2 separate regions of the Homo sapiens genome follow, and region 2 is linked to region 1. Evidence: read pairs that join two places in POLR2A ChIA-PET (ENCODE). Cell type or tissue: K562. All regions are shown on one strand. Each heading gives the region's core, and the rest is flanking DNA. Links, peaks and the distances in the headings are about the cores only.

The links. ChIA-PET counts read pairs that join two places held together with the same protein. Peaks named below come from ENCODE experiments on the same cell type or tissue, not always from the same donor. Only the 100,000 strongest peaks of a DNase experiment are listed, where the experiment ranks them.
Region 2: POLR2A ChIA-PET joins it to region 1 with 5 read pairs; 5 of 35 experiments call an interaction of 5 or more read pairs at or near these places.

The regions. Positions count from the first base shown.
Region 1 is chr6:158,472,353-158,480,539 of GRCh38, forward strand. It overlaps TULP4 (TUB like protein 4), which reads left to right. Exons shown (of 14, transcript NM_020245.5): 7 at 7,399-7,623. Among named protein-coding and RNA genes, the nearest start is that of TMEM181, 84 kb to the right of the region's middle. RefSeq lists enhancers at 2,408-2,980, 3,028-3,077, 3,398-3,477, 3,498-3,577, 6,999-7,500. In K562, for the core only: no CTCF peak of the experiment used is centred there; DNase peaks (open chromatin) are centred at 3,339 and 3,699.
Region 2 is chr6:158,366,929-158,370,928 of GRCh38, forward strand. The region is part of intron 1 of TULP4 (TUB like protein 4); the gene reads left to right. Among named protein-coding and RNA genes, the nearest start is that of SNORA116, 46 kb to the left of the region's middle. In K562, for the core only: no CTCF peak of the experiment used is centred there; no DNase peak of the experiment used is centred there.

The sequences.
Region 1 (8,187 bases), core at 1,605-5,604:
CCCTGACTGATCTTCCTTTGAAGAAAGATATCCCTACAGTACCTCAGCATTTCAATAAATTATTGATTCTTTTTTTCATTGAGGGTCCATTTCAACCATTGAAAAAATCGCCTCAATAATAGAAAGTTAAATAATGATGCCATTAAAAATCAAGTACAATATTAATTATATTTAGCACCAGTTTAACTCTTGTCTAATGATTCGAAAATCACATGTGATCTATGCTGTGCTATTCAAGGAGTCCAAAGGCAGGGACATTTTTATAGCAGGAAGGAAGTTAGGCGATTTATTGGACTGCTTATAAAAAGAACTAAATGCAATTTAGATTGGATAATGTATTTCCAAGTTAATTAGATTGTAGGGTATTGCGTACAAAACCATTGCCTGGGACGAACTTGCAGCAGCAGCAGCAGCTTTAAAATTGATTCTCCTGATTTACTTGTAACAGCAATGCTTGTGGCTGGAGCTCTTCTAAGGAAATATGCTCTGATTTATTTTCCTTTCTGTCCTACATGTTGTAATGTAAAATTCTGTAATTTATCTCATTAGCTGTTATCTGTGACTCTCTATATATTCTTGCATATCTGAAAATATAACAGGTTTTCAGAGTTAGCACTACTGACTGAAGTTTGTAGGCTTCAATAATTTAGGCCCAGGTTTTTGTTTTGTTTTATGGTCTTCTGGCATTGAAGGCCAGTGGAGAGGTCACCCTATATTCTGTAAGGTTCAGTTGTTGATGTGATACTGGGTAAAAAATTAAGAGAAGAGAAGGTGGAAAAAGATGGGTATGGGAATTTAAAAATCAAATAAGAGATTGCATGTGTGATTGTGGACTTCTGTACTCTTGGAGGCGAATCCTATAGCAAAAATAGACTTGCATTCTTTCACTTAGGATTAACTCTGCCTGTTCTGCTGAAGTTGCCCCTGTTGTGCTTTTCCCATTTTTTCTTGTAAGTAGATGAGAAAGTCCTTCATGGGTCTTGTCTGCTTACAAAATACAAGGATGGTTGTGTTCTTTTAAAACTAAAATTTGGTTGACCGAACGCTGAACTAGCTTTTATTACTACAATTTAGTTGGTGGCCAAATCATTATAACTTTGTATTCAAAATTGTCTGTGGCTCCAACCAACGTAGTTTGACGGTGACCGATCACCAACTTGGTCTGTTTTTGTTTGTTTGTTTTTAGACAGAGTTTTGCTCTCGTTGCTTAGGCTGGTGTGCAATGGCGCGATCTCAGCTCACTGCAACCTCTGCCTCCCGGGTTCAAGTGATTCTCCTGCCTCAGCCTCCCGAGTAGCTGGGACTACAGGCATGTGCCACCACGCCCGGCTAATTTTCTTGTATTTTTAGTAGAGACAGCGTTTCACCATGTTGGTCAGGCTGGTCTCAAACTCCTGACCTCACTGATTCTCCTGCTTCAGCCTCCCAAAGTGCTGGGATTACAGGAGTGAGCCATAACATGCCTGGCCTTTTAAAAATTTGTTATAAACAGAGTCTCACTGTCTCCCAGGCTGGAGTGCAGTGGCATGATCATAGCTCACTGTAGCCTCAACCTCCTGGGCTCAAACGATCCTCCTGCCTCAGCCTCCCAAGTAGCTAGGACTACAGGTGTGCACCACCACACCCAGCTAATTTTGAAAATTTGTTTTGTAGAGACAGGGTCTTGCTATGTTGCCCAAGCTGGTCTTGAATTCCTTGCCTCAAGCAATCTTCCTGCCTCAGCCTCCCAAAGTGCTGGGATTATAGGCATGAGCCATTGCACCTTGCCCTTCTTCTGTTTTAAAGTGAACTATTTTGCACATGTTTGTACAGACATAAAACATTTCATCCTACTAGGTGCATTTTCTTCAAGACAGATCCCCCATCCTTCTTAGGGAGAGCTACAGAAAGAACAAACAAAGGGTGGAGAGGGAGGCTGGAGAGCCTCCGACTGTCCCAGGAATCTGCCTCCTCGGTGGCCGGGTAGCCAGTCCTCAGCCCAAGGCCTCCCTCAGTCATCCAGAAACCCTGTGCTGGCACTGCCTGGTTTTCCCTGTCCAGGACCAGTATAGTTGGTTTTTGTTCCTCCTACATTTTCAGAAGACTCTATCCAACTCACTGCTATATACAAAAATAGTAATATAGTGAGGAAGCTTTCAATTCCAATTAAATAGATTTCTCCTCTCAGCCAGGCCTCTGCTCAAACCACCTCCAGGGCAGCCTCCCTGCTCCCTCTCTTCAAAAAGACCCCCTTGCTGTTGCTCTGGCTCTCGCTCAACACTGTTTTTTACTTCACGGAATTTCACTACCTCACGTTATCAGGTAGTTCCTGTCACAGATACTGAGATACAGGTTGAGTACTCCTTATCTGAAATGCTTAGGACCAGAATTGTTGTGGATTTCAGATTTCTTTTTAATTTCAGAATATTTGCATTGTATCAGGTGAGCATCCCAAATCTGAAAATTCGAAATACTCCAATGAATATTTCCTTTGAGCATCTTGTTGGCACTCCAAAAGTCAGATTTTGGAGCATTTTGGGTTTCAGATTTTCAGATTAAGGATACTTCACCTGTATTTATTCTCTCCCTGCCACGCCAGGATGTAAGCTCTACAAGGGCAGAGAATGTATTTGATTCATTGTCAGTCCCCTTATAACTAGCATGGATCTGTCCATTTGTATACATTTAGCAAATATTTATCTAATGACTAACAGCTCAGTAGATAAAAAAATGATTGGCTGGACGCATGGCATGTCTTGTGTACTAGCAGGAGGAGAGGTGGCAGAGTAAGGAACGGGCACCAGGCCTTGATTGCCACACTCCCTGGTGGGAGGTGAGGCAGGGCTGGCCCGCATCTTTTCCTTTCCGGGGCTCAGCCTCAGCATTGAGGGGGAGAAGCCAGAGGAGAAGCCTGCCCCTCCATGGGCCACTCGCCTCCAGCACTGTGGCCTAGAGTTTGTCCTTTCCAGCTGAGCAGTGGTTCTCCCTGTTCCACCAGACCCACACTCCCTGAAATGCAGCTCAGTTTCTTGCACTTTTGCCTCAGATTTAGACGTGTAAAATATGTGAACCTCCCTATGCAAATTAAGATTTGAATGTCATCTGCTTCACAGTTCTAGCCATCAGTTCTAAAAATAGTCGTTTTATGGGATTTGAGAAAGAGATTAAGACCGCAAACTTACAATTGAGTTTTTCCCTAGCAGACAGCAGCTGTTCAAACACAACGTGAATCTGGGAGCTTTGAAGAGCTGTGCTGTTCTGCTGCGGCTCAGCCTAGTAGGCGGAGGTTCTTAGGGAGGAGGTACCTTCAGCATGGGTGAGGTCTGTGGGCCTGCAGACAGTGTGTTCATGTTCTGCCATCACCCATGAACCTAGAGGACAGAGTGATGGAAATTGATGACTGTGAGGTGGCAAAATCAGGACTAGCGTTAGTGAACGCCCCGCCCCGTGTCTGTGGCCACATGCAGTTAGCGCCATTTGACTCTTGTTCTTGCCAAAACTACAGAACATTTGTAGCGAGGGCTTTATAGGCTGGAATACCAGTAAACAGCCAGGGAAAAATTAACACCAGCAGAAATGTGACTTTTAAAAAGTAAGATGACCTGTTAGGGACTTTCTGTGGACTTACAGGGGTCCTGAGAAGTCATACCCTGCTGCCTCACTTCTGACCAAACAGTCATCACAGTCATTCATTTCCCCAGGTCAGTGATGACTCAGAATCTTCAGACAAGAGGGGCAGTTCTTGTTATCTGTCACTCCTTCCCCGTTTTTCTAGCACAGCCTTAAAATTATTATGGCAAAGGTACCAGCGTTTATTTTGCTGCTTTATCATCTTACATGGACTATATGCTACACAAACTAAATTAAATTAAATCAATGTGTCCGTGCCCTGCCCTCTCCCAGAGTAAGTTTTCACTTACTTGGGCAAGTAAATGAGTGCTGCACCCTAATTAATTTAATGTAAATTCCTGTGTTGGTGTTCTTGTCCCATTCTTAGAAGAGGGGATTTCCTGGTAACGTTGCCCTAGATAATAATTATTCCTTTGAGACCCTGCAGACCTCACTTCTCCAGGCTAAATAATTTCAGCCCTTTTTCTCCCAGGTTCTAATGTTCCATCCTTTAATCTTTCGCGTCTTCTCACTCCTGCTTGGCTGAGAATTCCAAGTCGTCCGAGCGAATGCGCTACCTGGTTTGGAGTCACACCATCCTCCCTCGCCTTCGAGATGTGCCAGCGACTGTGTTCCGTGTTCATCCAACCATGCTACCTGCCTAATTACCTGTGGGCTCTCTTCTGCTGTGATGAACCCCGCAGATCATTTATTTATATGCTGTGTAAACAGCCTGTTTCTCTTCCTATTTGCCTTTTCTATAGACATGTTTGGTTTGTTTCTGAGTAAAGCAGCTTTGACCAAATGGACTAAGGGGCCATCTGGGGCTCACGATTTTGTATGTGATGGACAAATGGTTAAATTTTTCAGTGGAGTATTACGCATTCTTTAGGCTGTGGTATCAATATGTTGGCACTTCAGAGAGTCAGCACCATGTAGTAAGATAAGGACCAGCAGTGGAGCTGGGGAGGGATGAGAATCACAGCTCTTCCACCATTTATTACTATAACAAGGTACCTAGCCTGCCTTAGCCTCTCTAACCTCATATGTTAGATGAGAATAATGTTATTCATGTGGGAGAGTAGAACGGATGCAGTGAATTCAGGTATGTGAGCATTTGATGTGCTTGCTGTTGGAATGTAGTTTTGCAGACAAGGTTGTTTTTGTCAGGATGGGTGGTAATTATATATATAAAGGTAACAAAGCTGATTTTCATCTAGTTGAAGGTCTGTGTGAGTGGTTTAAGTTCTTGGTACAAAGATATAAGAGACACATACTTATGATAATTTTATATAAAATATATCATCAACTGTTATACAGAGATAGTTACTATGAAAAGCAGAACTAGGAGGGAGGAGGACAGAGGATAAATACAGAGTGTCTGCCTTTCAGATAGCTGGACTAAAGAGGAATGGGAAATTAGAGGGAAGAAGTGTCTGATGTTTCTGCAGCCAGTCAGGTTGTGCTCATTGAAAACTGTTTTTCCAAACAACCTCATTAAAAAGTGGGCAAAGGACATGAACAAATACTTTTCAAAAGAAGACATACATGCAGCCAACAAGCATATGAAAAATGCTCAACATCATGAACCATTAGAGAAATGCAAATCAAAACCACAGTGAGATACTATCTCACACCAGTCAGAATGGCCATTATTAAAAAATCAAAGAATAATAGATGTCGGCATGGTTGCAGAGAAAAGGAAACGCTTCTACACTGCTAGTGGGAGTGTAAATTAGTTCGGCCATTGTAGAAAACAGTGTGGCAATTCCTCAAAGAATTGAGAACTAACGTTCGACCCAGCAATCCCATTACTGGGTATATACCCAAAGGAATATTTGTTCTATCATAAAGACCCATGCATGCATATGTTCATTGCAGCACTATTCACAATAGCAAAGATATGGAATCAACCTAAATGCCCATCAGCAGTAGACTGGATAAAGAAAATGTGATACATAAACACCATGGAATACTATGCAGCCATAAAAAAGAACAAGATCATGTCCTTTACAGGAACATGGATAGAGTTGGAGGCCACTATCCTTAGCAAACTAACGTAGGAACAAAAAAACCAAATACCATATATTCTCACTTCTAAGCCGGACCTGAATAACAAGAACACATGGATACAGGAAGGGGAACAACTTGAGGGTGGAGAGTGGGAGGAGGGAGGAGGGAGAAGATCAGAAAAAATGCCTGTCGGGTACTATGCTTATTATCCAGGTGACAAAATTACCTGTACACCAAATCCCTGTGACACAGTTTACCTATATAACCTGCTTGTGTACCCCTGAACATAAAAGTTAGAAACAAAAATAAAACCATTTTTTGGGGGACTTGAGCTCTAAGTTATGAATATTGTCTTAGGGGGCTCAGAGGTAAAGGGACAGCAGCGTATCTTTAAGATCAAGCATGATTTTGTTACTAATAGAGCCTCTGTCCTAACCTGTACTTTTGGGGGTTGACGATACCAGAGTAATTTTTCTGTGCATTTTCTGTGTGTTGGTTTGCCCTGTCTTCAGCAGTGATTATGTATTTCTGTAAGTTAATAGGTCCCTTTGTGTGGGGCCTGCCCCCTGTGTGGAATCATCTCATATGGAGACATGTCCTGGAAGTGTCCCAGAAGCCCCTAGACTTGAGTTTTCCAGACTCCTTGGCCAACAAACACGGCCCTCCCCTGGGGACTGTGGCCATCACCCCACCCTGCAACTGCCTGGCCTCCTGTGGTAGAAAGGGAAGATGAATGATCATCAGCGCTCCATCTGTCTGGATCGGAATGAACAAATCTCTTGCTGCTTCTCCGTCACGACCCTTCACCTTTCTTTCTCCCTTGGCTAGATGGCACCCCTGAGCTTTGGATTTTTTTTTATTATAAGAATTTTCTAACTTGCATATTTGCATTTTGGCCTGCATTCTCAAAGATAATGATGGCCATGACCCTAGCGAGGCTACCACAGGAACCGTGTTCTCCTCAATCGCCTTTCCAGGGAGCTTTCTTTCCCTGCACCGTCAGTGCCAAGGGAGGCTGAAAATGCAGTGACTGTGGGTTATATACTGTGATGGCCCCAGAAGGGCTGTGACTCCATCACCTCCTGTAATCCTCACAGGGTCCCCACTCATGAGAAAAGGGGGAGGCTTCTAGGGGTTATGGATAGTCCCCAGGTCACACAGCTGGTAAGACCAAGTCCATTGTTGATCTGACTCTGGACGGAAGGGAAGGGCCATCTGGTCTACCTCATCACCACCTCCCCAAGCCATGGGAACCACCCTTGGGTAATTTGGGAATCTAGAAAAACAGCCCTTCAGTAAGGAATGTGAGTTACTGCACCACAAGGTGATTGCCCCTACTAGTAGAAACCTTACTACCCAGAGCTCAGTTGGGTTTCATGACCCCAAATTAAATGAAATATAATACAGGTAAACAAACTTTATAAAATTATTCCAATGCTTTAATGCTCTGGCCTGGGGACCTAATTACTTTTATTTTATTTTGTTTTATTTTTAAGATGAGAATCTCGCTGTATTGCCCAGGCTGGTCTTTCAGCCTGGCCTCATGCAATCTTCCCACCTTGGCCTTCTAAAATGCTGAGATGACAGCCTTATGCCACCATGCCCAGCCCTCTAGCCAATTTTCAATAAACATACTGAATTTTCGTAATATAGTGTCTAACATTCTCTACTGTGCTTTTAAAACCAGTATTCTCAAAACAGCTTATTTTATTTTGCTCGAGACAAGTGTGCATTATCCCTTTTTGCTTCCCACAAGAGCAAAAGCTTAAGCATTGTCTTCCCTTCACTTCCTGCCAGCGCCCCATCATCTCCATCTGCTGGGGTCACCGGGATTCGAGGCTGTTGATGGCATCAGGACCAGCCCTGTACGTGGTGCGTGTGGAGCACCGGGTGTCCAGCCTGCAGCTGCTGTGCCAGCAGGCCATCGCCAGCACCTTGCGTGAGGACAAGGACGTCAGCAAGCTGACTCTGCCCCCCCGCCTCTGCTCCTACCTCTCCACTGCCTTCATCCCCACCATCAAGGTAAAGCCCTCCACCCCTCCCTCTTCCTCCTCCCTCACCTGTGCTGGCTCCCCACAGAGCCAGGGCAGAGACAGGTGAGGGTACCAGAGTGAGCACATGGGGCCATGTGCAGCTGTGCAGGATCCTGTCATGTGCTGCCAGGTCTGCAGTCTGTCGAAGCATCATGGTCCATGTCCATGAGAGATTTGCCCTGTGTGGTGGCTGTTATCTTTCTCATGGCAAAGCTGGTATTCCTGGACTTCTGTGTCCCTCTGATGATCAAAGGAGTGACCATTATTCAGCATTTCCTATATACTAAGCATTGCACCAGTTAATTTTTAGAAATCTGTCTTGTTCAGTCCTGACTTCCTGACAGATGCCATTATTCGCATTTAAGGAAGCAGGAAACAAGTTAGGAGAAGTTAAGTAACTTGCTCCCTAGCTGGTTAGGGGGACAGTCAGGATTAGACCCACCCCAGTTCTAGGGCCTGCTCTCAGCACTGCTGAGGAGGGCCACTCCAGCCAGCACTCAGCGTCAGCCACCTTTTATACCAGTGGGAACTCTAGAAGGTAGCATGTAGAATG
Region 2 (4,000 bases), core at 1-4,000, 110 kb before region 1:
GGCCAAACAGTCTCATGAATTATTGATCGCAGAAGATGTCCAAAGTATTGTGGCCTCTGCAGAAGCTTTTCCAGTTTTATTTGCCTTCCCAATTCTTATTTTCTAAGCTGGACTTTGCTTTTGGATTGAAAAAAAAAAATCTGAATAACGCTTTGGGTCCTGTTGGCTCCAAGACCACATCCATGGGAATGGAGTTGGCCACTGTCACCTCTTTTCTTTCTCAGTACCCACCTGCTTTCCTCTGACCTGGCTTCAGAGACCTGGATGCTCCCGGAAACAGCTTCTTGGGCACTGAGGACTCATTTGTACTTTCTCTTAGGAAGTTATAACATATTGTTCAGCAAGCTATTTTAATGTGGCCCAGAGGGGACTCAAGAGGGTAGGAGGAGGAGTCGTCAGCCAGAAGGAGGTAGAATTCACTTTTTTACAAGCTTCTAAAGTCTCTTCATAGATGATTGCTGGAATTGTTTGTTTGTTTGTGTTTTACGAATGATGTTTAATAAAGAACTGCCAAAACTGCAGTTAGCATTTTTTGAAAAATAAATAACTTAGTAAAGAAGCAGCCATATGGTATCTGTTTAGAACTGGAAGTGCAGAATCTGTTTTCAAAAATAGACCTACAAAAAGACTGAACACAAACCAAAAACCCTTCCACCTTAATAAAAATAATTCATGGTTAATTTTTTTAAAGATGTATGAATTTAAAACTTTTACAGCTAGTACATTAAATTTGGCAAGTAGAAATTCTGAGGAAGAATGAATTTGATTCCGTCAGGTGGTTCTCAAAGATTCTTTTATTGTGAACTTTCTAAGTAGAAGAAAGAATTGTAAGGCCGGTGCGGTGGCTCACACCTACAATCCCAGCACTTTGGGAGGTTGAGGTGGGAAGATCACTGAAGTTCTGGGTTTTCCATCCAAATATCCCACTTCAGGAACTGCAGGAGTTTGAGACCAGCCTGGGCAACATGGTGAAACCCTGTCTCTACAAATAATACAAAAAAAAAAAAAAATCAAATCTGGGCGTGGTGGGATGTGCCTGTAGTCCCTCCCAGCTACTCGGGAGGCGAGGTATGAGGATCACCCAAGCCCATAGATCGAGGCTGCAGTGAGTCACTCCAGCCTGGGTGACCCTGTCTCCAAAAAAAAAAAAAAAAAAAAAAGGAGCTTCCTGAATCTGACAGATTGAGTTGTACGTGGACATTTGAGCTTTCCGTAAATTTTCTTTCTGTGATTCCTCTTGATTGGTTTGTCTGTAAAAGATTATCATTATCTGAAGAGTAATTATCTAAAAGTATGATTTGAATTTTTGCATAAAAAATTATCATTAATGGTAAAATGATTTGTATCGGAATTGAGTTGTTTTCTTCATTTTAACTTCATTTATTTATTTATTTGAGACAGAGTCTCGCTGTCACCCAGGCTGGAGTGCAGTGGCGTGATTTTGGCTCACTACAGCCTCCACCTCCAAGGTTCCAGCGATTCTCATGCCTCAGCCTCCCAAGTAGCTGGGTAGTTTAACTTCTTGATTCAGCAAAATGTTCTTAGCCCTTTTGAACAGCATGTGACAGGCCATTTGTCTTATAAAGCATATCAGGAATCTATCTCTAGTAGTGTTTCACGGCATTTGTGAACTGGGGTAGTTAACTCAGTTGGTTAAACCCCTCTGTTGGAGCTTCAGCCCCTGGATTGACTGGTTCATTTCTTTCAGTTTTCTGCACACAGAGCCTTCGTCTTAAAAGAGGAATGGATCCTCACAGATCCATCCCAGTTATGAAAGCAATTTCAGGGTATACAGCCTGGGGATGGAATGTATGTCAGTACCATTTTCATTAAAATATACACACATACTCTCTTTTTCTTTTTTAAATACATAAAAATTACATACAGTTGTTGCCTATGGTGGGACAAGCAAGAAATTTAACATTTTTAATCTTTGTAGTAATTGCATAGTATTTAATAGATTATTTTATCATGTAGTCTAGGTCTCTGTGCAGCCATAACCTCACAGAAAAATGTGCTATGATGTAGTTTAACCTGTCTTGAAGGTGTTTGTTGGAGTTATTTTATTTTATAGTGCCACAGAAATGTGCCAAATTTCAAGAAGTGTCTCTATTTATATCTTATTAGAATTCATTTAAAAAATACAAATAGATTTTCATGCAAAGGTCATGATTATAACTTCAAAAGAGCCTTTATTTTATGCAGCTTTTATTTTGTTATAATGTCTTACAGGGAATGTCATTTTACAAGGGAGGAAAATTGAGTATCAAGCTGCTTTGAGTGACTGGGCTCAGTGGCTCACACCTAGAAATTCCAGAACTTTGGGAGGCCAGACTGGGAGGATCGCTTGAGCCTAGGAGTTTGAGACCAGACTAGGCAACATAGTGAGACCCTGTCTCTACAAAAAATTAAAAAATAAAATAATAGCTGGATATGGTGGCATGCCTGTAGTGCCAGCTACTTGGAAGATTGAGGTGAGATCATCACTTAAGCCAGGGACATCACGGCTGAAGTGAGCCTTGATTATGTCACTGCACTTCATCCTTGGGCAACAGAGTGAGACCTGGTCTCAAAATAAAAGGAGGCTTTAAGTTAGCCTCTGATTCACAATGAGGCAGAAATGGGATCCTGAGACGCAGAGCATTCATTTGGGTGGAAAACCTTGTTATATTTTGCACTGGGACATTTTCACATGAGATTTTCAAAGGCGGGAGCTGAAGTGGTGTGTTTTTAAAAGCAAGGTACAGAACAGACAATGCTATCATTTGGTTTTAGAAAATCTATACGTGTTTGCTTCTACATGCATGGAATATCTCTGGAAGGATATGCAAGAAACTGGTAATAGTGGTTGCCTCTGGGAAGAGAACTAGGTGGCAAGCAGACAGAGGGGGAGGGAGATTTGCTTTCTCTGCATCCCTTTTCCATCTTTGACTTTTGTACCATGTACATGAGATGCACATTCAAAAAATAAATAACAGTCTGGTTGCAGTGGCTCAAGCCTATAATTCCAGCACTTCAGGAGGCCGAGGCAGGCAGATAGCTTGAGCCCCAGGAGTTTGAGACCAGCCATGGTCTCAAACTAGGGCAGCATGGAGAAACCCCATCTCTATAAAAAATACAAAAACTAGCTGGGCATAGCTGGGCATCGTGGCGCATGCCAGTGGTCCTGGCTACTTGGGAGGCTGACACAGGAAGATCACTTGAGCCCTGGAGGTCGAGGCTGCAGTGAGTCAAGGTCATGCCACTGGCCCGGCATGGTGGCTCACGCCTGTAATCCCAGCACTTTGGGAGGCTGAGGCGGGCGGATCACCTGAGGTCAGGAGTTCGAGACCAGCCTGGCCAACATGGCGAAACCCCATCTCTACTAAAAATACAAAAATTAGACGGGTGTGGTGGCAGGCACCTGTAATCCCAGCTACTCAGGAGGCCGAGGCAGGAGAATCACTTGAACCCAGGAAACAGAGGCTGCAGTGAGCCAAGATCGTGCCATTGCACTCCAGCCTGGACAACAAGAACAAAACTCCATCTCAAAAAAAAAAAAAAAAAAAAAAAAAAGATTGTGGCACTGCACTCCAGCCTGAATGACAGAGCAAGCCTCTGTCTCAAAAAGCAAAAATAATAAATAATAAAAATACCCAAATTACATAAGTCTTCAGAGTGGACTTATTCAAACATAATGAAATCTGTTTGTATTTCTTGTTTCTTTTACTTGAGAGGTATTATTAGGGAACATTATTATGAACTGCATATGGAAGATAATCTTGAAACTGTTCATCAGAGAATTGATTCAAAGTGGTATATTAGGACAGAAAACCCAGATACCCAAGTTTAAGCAGGGGTACCCTCACTAGATTGTTGGGGCAAATTGTGCAGAGGTGACAAAATGTGGGTGGAGTCAGATAGTAGCTCTGACATTAGGCAGTTTATTTGAAGTCTCTGTTTCTCCATTTTCTCTTCTAGAAAACAGGGCAAATGTGGTAGACATCCACTGTTTTTGACA